Linked DNA regions of Mus musculus: region 2 is linked to region 1. Evidence: chromatin contacts called from ENCODE Hi-C data. All regions are on one chromosome and are shown on one strand. Each heading gives the region's core, a stretch centred on a gene start or an enhancer-like site at or near the end of the contact. The rest is flanking DNA. Distances are from core to core; before and after follow the strand shown.

The links. Hi-C counts contacts between places; a loop is a spot of excess contacts on that map.
Region 2: a map of T-helper 17 cell shows a loop between it and region 1 (294-fold over the local background). The contact joins the promoter of Ptgs1 here to the enhancer-like site in region 1. A Hi-C loop is called at or near these places in 5 of 37 maps with a recorded cell type or tissue (T-helper 1 cell, T-helper 17 cell, T-helper 2 cell and 1 more).

Annotation. Positions count from the first base shown.
Region 1 is chr2:22,742,658-22,745,863 of GRCm38, forward strand. No RefSeq gene overlaps it. Among named protein-coding and RNA genes, the nearest start is that of Apbb1ip, 30 kb to the right of the region's middle. Within about 2 kb of position 1,579, at least 1 of the 3 ENCODE cell types and tissues checked has a DNase peak (open chromatin) inside an H3K27ac peak, as active enhancers do.
Region 2 is chr2:36,228,874-36,232,079 of GRCm38, forward strand. It overlaps Ptgs1 (prostaglandin-endoperoxide synthase 1), which reads left to right and starts at 1,553. Exons shown (of 11, transcript NM_008969.4): 1 at 1,553-1,696; 2 at 1,795-1,890. The coding sequence starts at 1,690.

The DNA.
Region 1 (3,206 bases), core at 329-2,828:
GCAACACTAAGCAGGCCTCCAAGGTAACCTGTGCATTTGCTTTATTTTCTTCTTAATGTGTTCTTTTGTTTGGATTCAATTTTGAATCAAGGTCACACAGGAAAGAAACACCCACCCTCTGAATTCATTTCCTTGCCCGCCTCCTAACACACACACTTGTTATCCTCCAGATGACAGGGATGTAACTCCAATTTCCATGCGGAGAATTGTAAGAAAGCTCTTCTGATCGAGAGAGTATCCTTGAAATGAAATGAGAATCACAACAAGTATTTGTTTGGAAATATGTGGGGAACTATGTATGTGGATTTACAGACAAGAAAACAAAACAAAACAAAACAAACAAACAGAAAAAAGAAAAGCAGAAACAAACAAAACAAAACCCATGTGACCACATAGAGATCCTAAGGCCGAGTTGTAACTGATTCCTGTTTTTAGTATTTATGGTTCTATTTGGTTGGGGTGGTGGTAGTGTCCTTCCTACACTCCCCTTGCATGAGTTAGAGGGTCTTCTTCTTCTTCTTCTTCTTCTTCTTCTTCTTCTTCTTCTTCTTCTTCTTCTTCTTCTTCTTCTTCTTCTTTCTCTTCTCCTCCTCCTCCTCTTCCTCCTTCTTCTTTATGGTCTACAGAGTGAGTTCCAGGACAACCAGAGCTACACAAGGCAAGGCAAGGCAAGACATATACATACATACATACATACATACATACATACATACATACATACATACATAATGTTTTTTAAAAAATTAGAGCCGGGCAGTGGTGTCACACACCTTCAATCTCAGCACTTGGGAGGCAGGGGCAGGCAGATTTCTGAGTTTAAGTTTGAGGCCAGACTGGTCTACAGAGTGAGTTCCAGGACAACCAGAGCTACACAGAGAAACCCTGTCTCAAAAAAACCCAAAAACCCCTGTCTCGAAAAAACAAAAACAAAAACAATAACAAACAAAAAATTAGAAATACAAAGCCAGATTCTGCCTTAGAAATCCTTGAGGTAGCAGAGCGGGGTTGGGTGAGAGTGAGTGAGTGAGTGAGTGAGTGAGTGGAGCCTTCCCTTTCTGATAGGGTGTGTTATCAACTCCATTACCATTTCCAAAGGGCTACATAGTGCTGGAGCAATGTGGACAGGAAAACAAGTAGTTCATAGAGAGAAAGACACAGATGTGCTGGTCCCTACCCCCACAAGGAGATGGCTGCGTGGGGGTGGGGAGTAGGGGGAGGTGTTGAGGGAGAATTTAGGTAGCTTAGACAAATAAATAACTGGAAACTTCATTTATTTATTTATTTATTTATTTATTTATTTATTTATTTATTTATTTAATTGAGTGTATGGTGGAAGAGTGAAAATGGGTCGGGAGGGAGGGAGGGAGGGAGGGAGGGAGGGAGGGAGGGAGGTCTTCCCAAGCTGGGATGACCCATGCCTTGGGAAGGAAGGCTGCCAGTCGTTCCAAACAAATGGATTAGTGTGTAGTCACTCCCAGTGCTTTATCCAAAAGACTTTGGTCTGGCCTCCCATTTTATTCTCAAAGGGCAGTCTGGGAACCCTGCACAGATACAAAAGGAAAACATGTCAGGTCCAGTCAAGTATGCACTGGGGACAGTCCGTCCCGCCACCAGGTCCCCTCCCCGTGAGAGGGAGAGAGGCGATGGGGGCGGGGGGGTGTGTGGGAGAGGGGTCTTGCCGTGGGAGGGGCGGCCCAGCCCCCCACCCCGTTGAAGTGTGGGGGGGGGGGGGCGAAGCGGGGCGACGGGTTTCTAGGGTATCTGGCTTCCTCTGCCCCCGGATTAGGCGAACGCTGCTGCGGCGGAGAGGGGCGGGGTGGTTCCGCGCCACAGCTGAAGCGGCCCCACCCCACCCCACCCGCGCCCCGCCAGCCACCTTCCACCCGGGCCTTCCCCAGGTGTCCAAAGCCAGAGCTGGTCTCGGGGAAGTGCGCCTGGCAACCGCAGGTTTCTTGCTGGCCCCATCCCCTGCCCCGCCCAAGACCCTCCCCCCTCTGGGGGTGGGGAGAGTGAGGCGGGGAAGCGGGGACAGCGGCTGCGGGATGCGGGGTGGGGGGATCGGCGGGAGGGTTGAGGGACCGGGAGGAACGGGGAGTGGGAAAGATCCGCTGGGACCACCGGCTCGCCGGGCGTGCCACCAGGTTGAATCCTCCGGAAGGACTGCGCAGACCCCACCGGTTTACCTCTTAAAGGTTTCACGCCCTCTTGAACTCTCTCTTCAAAGTTCTTTTCAACTTTCCCTTACGGTACTTGTTGAATATCGGTCTCCGGCCCGTATTTAGCCTTAGATGGAGTTTACCACCCGCTTTGGGCTGCATCGCCAAGCAACCCGATTCAAGAAAGACCCGGGCCAAAAAAAGGCCCGGCCTGGAGCAGCGTATGCTACATTTGCCTCACAGCGCTGTGCGCTGTGCGGTGGATTCCTGGTTAATTTCTTTTCCTCCCCTGGCTAATATGCTTAAATTCAGCCATATCTGATCAGAGGTCGAGGTCGAGGTCAGAAAGGACAAGAGGGCGTGAGGCCTCGGGAAGAAGAGTGGAGAGCTGAGCTGGGAGCGCCCCCCCCCCCCACACACACACACACACACAAGACCCACCAAAACAGGTCCGTGTTTGGCATTGCCCCAGGCACCTTCTACTTAGTAGGAAACCCTTGATAATTTCATTTACAACTCAATTTCATTTATAACTCAAGTACAACTCACTTTTGCTTACTCAATCACTTTTCTTCTTTCATGTATGCAAAAGACACTCAAATTATATGCAACAAATCAAAATAGGGAAATTCTCTTCTTCTCTTTTCTTTCTTCTTTCTCTTTCTTTCTTCCTTTCTTCCTTCCTTTCTTTCTTTCTTTCTTTCTTTCTTTCTTTCTTTCTTTCTTTTTCTAACCCCAGCCACATACTCTACCATTAAGTTATAGCTCTATCCAGACCTACAATGTTAATAGTCTTAATTTCTTGGATTCACTGTTTCATAATTTCCAAAGCCAGAGCTGATATTTGCAGATGTGAAGCAAGACAGTACCTGCTCTGAATAGCTGACTTCCATTCTGACCAATCAGTACCTATACACTAATGGCACTGAATATCCTTGTATTTCTATGGGCTTTTGCGGGGATGGAGGGACCTGTATGCAGGTCAGAGAACAACGTGCAGGAGTCAGTTCTCTCCTTCTACTGTGTGGGTTCCAGAAAGTTAACTCAGGT
Region 2 (3,206 bases), core at 303-2,802, about 13 Mb after region 1:
TGAGGGCAGACCGGGGAGTGGAGGATGAGAATCATGCCAGCTCTTCTTGTATTTCTTGGTCACCAGAAGGTCCCCTGTCCTCTGGGGAACAGAACCTCAGCTTTCCTCCCAGATCTCATTATTTTGCTGACAATCACTTGACCCACAGCCCCTTGCCCAGCTGGCTGGTTACCAGAGGGGTCTTAAATCTGGGGATGTGGAGAAACTGAAGCTGGTCTCAGTATACCAGGGCCCCAGTTCTTCCCCTGGTCTGTCCTGGCTTGCTCAGTTTCCCTAGAGCAGTTGGCTTTTGTCCCTGTAGAGCATGGGAACAGCTCTGGTTTGGAAGCAAAAGGGGCACCCCATCAGGCCCCACCTTTCCTACCTGTTCCTTTCCTGAGCCCAGAGATGCCCGAGAGCCAGCACAAGGATGAATGGGCCCTTCCACCAAGCCATGCCTCTGGGTGCGGGCGTGGGCAGAGGGCGTGCTGGGAAAACTGAGGGAGAGAGCTGGCAAGGAAAAGGACGAGGACACTGTGGCTTTGCTCCTATTCTCTGCTCCTTCTAGGCTCAGTTTCCCCCACTGTACAAAGGAGCCAATGACCCAAAGGCTTAGGTCCTATAAGGCTGGCAAGTGGCCATTCAGCTGGAGGGTGGCATTTGGCTAGCCCTGGAATCTAAGTTAGGGCAACTTTGAAAAAGGTTCTCTGACCACAGAGTAGCCACTGCCACATGGGATCTGTATATTTTTTTCTATGGTGTTTTTTTTAAATGTCTCATTAATTTTATTTTGTGTAAGGATTAAAATATACAAATGTTATAATTTTCTTTTAAAACAACTCCCCTCACCTTTAACTATCAGTAAACAAAATTGCCTTATGCCATACATATTTTTTGATATCTACTTTATATGTATCTTTTAAAAATTTTGTTTTTTAATTTTTTACTTAATTCACTTTACATCCCACTCACTGCCCCCTCCTGGCCACCCCCTCCCACAATCCTTCCCCCACTTCCCCCCTACACTTCTCCTCTGAGTAGGTGGGGGCCCCCTGGGTATCCCTCACTGCCTAGGGTGGTTTTGCATGTCCATTTTATAAATAAATACACCGAGGACCAGCAAGGACTAAAGGTGAGCCAACTGGCAGGCTGTGTATTAGGAATGTAAATTACAGCTCCTCATGTCTGACCTGGCCTCTGCCTGCTCAACGGAGAAGGAAGCTCTTCTGTTGGCGGGCAGGAGTGGCAGTAGCGTGTTTTCCATGCAGGACCTCGTGTGCAGGCTGGACTGGACTGCATGGCTTCTCACCTCCTTGCTCCTCATCCTTCTTCAAGCAAGCTATGGTTCAAACCAGCCTCTTCCACCATTTGTTCTGCCTACAAGCCTTGTCCTCCTTCGTGCCCATCCTCAGAGAGCCTCAGTTTGCTATATCCCAAATGGATGCATTTCTGACACTGTAAAAAGATCTTGCACCTCAAGGATCGTGAGTTACGGTCTGAGCAGTCACCATGCAGTAATTAATAAAACGTCTTGGCTAAGGCTGGAGCAGAGGAAGTTGGCGGTCAGCCTGTCAGAGGTGACAACTGGAGGGAGGAGTGGGGGTGGAGCCGTGAGATGGGTGGGAGGGGACCTGCCAGTGCTGGGGCAGTGCTGGAGTTGCACCCGAGGAGCCAGCCGTTGGCATTGCACATCCATCCACTCCCAGAGTCATGAGTCGTGAGTCCGACCCCAGTGGTGCCCCCACGCGTCCCGGAATTCGGTGGCCTGCAGGCGGAGCCTTGAACGCTAGGCTCAACTCTCTCTTCCTTCTGCAGGAAGGAGTCTCTCGCTCTGGTTTCCCCTGCTGCTGCTCCTGCTGCTGCCGCCGACACCCTCGGTCCTGCTCGCAGATCCTGGGGTGCCCTCACCAGGTAGGTGCCCCCGCCGGATGCCCGTGAAAATTCCAAGTCCTGCGCCGTGGGCTTGGTCCATCTCCCTTCCAGGCGGACTCCCTGATTCCCCTTTCTGCTCGCGGTGCCGGGGAATAGGGTGTTGAGGTTATGGAATGGGGTCCCTGGAGAATGGCTAGGGCCTACCTGGGATCTCTCTGGCACACAGCCCACTGAGATCCCGAGTCGGCAGGGGAAGCAGAGACAGGTTCTTTAACTTCTCACCTGATATGTGGTCCGACTTTCCAAGCAGCCTCTGTACCCCCCCCCCCCCCCCCCCCCAGAACTCGGCGGTTTCCTGTGGGGGCTCCTTGGGGAGGAAGCGGCAGACGCCAAGGGGAAGGCGGGCTGGACACTGAGTTCCTTTTCTTTGGCCTCTAACTTTTGGGGAGTCTATCTTAACGCTCAACCTATCTCCCCAACGGTAGATACAGGGATGGGGGTGGGGGACACCAGCTATCCTGGGAATGGGGAAGTGGGCACATAGTGACCAGGAAATTGAGGTTCAGTAGGTGCGATAACAGCCCCAAGTCACATAATGCATAGTGGGCTCAGGGTTTGAATTCAGGATCAGCCTAATCCAGTCACTCTCAATACCTGCAGTGGTTCAAAGAAGCCAGTTCTGCAATTCTGTCCCGCTTCTCTCCCTCAGGGCAGAACCAGGTTCTAGGAAAGAAAAATAATTTACTCCCCGCCCCCCCCATACTTCCCCTGCCCTCCACCTTTCCTTCCTCTCTTTACAATTTGGATGCCCATCTGTAAAATGGGGCCAAGAAAGGTTGGCAGTGGGGGAAAGGGATACTACAGGACCTTGGAACTCAGAGGACAGAGTGGCCTGAGAATCACAGCAGGCTTCCTGGAGGATGGGGTTTGAGTGAGAAAAAGAGCTGGGGACACCTGTGCTAGAAAGGTGACAGTCTGGGTTTTTGGAAAGGAAGCCATTTGTGATCCAGCACTGCAGTTTACCAAGATTAGCTGTGCGTGCCTTTTCTTTGGTGCTCACAGCAGCCTTGTGGGAGGCAGATGCGTTAAGTCCATTTTGTAGATCAGAACTTTGAGAGGCTCAGGAAGTGGGGCCACTTGTTGGAGACCCCACAGTGAGCTGATGGTAGAGCCAAGGCTGACATGTTGGCCATGCTGACTTTCAGTTTCAGCATGAGTCCAGCTCTCACCTGACCCTCCACCCTTTGAGGATCCGGTGTTCATGCACCTGTCTTCCTTGCTGGGATTCTTTTAGGGAAAGGGTAGAGTTCAGCTTGGAGGGCAAAGCTGTGCCAGGGAATCCACAAATGTTCAAG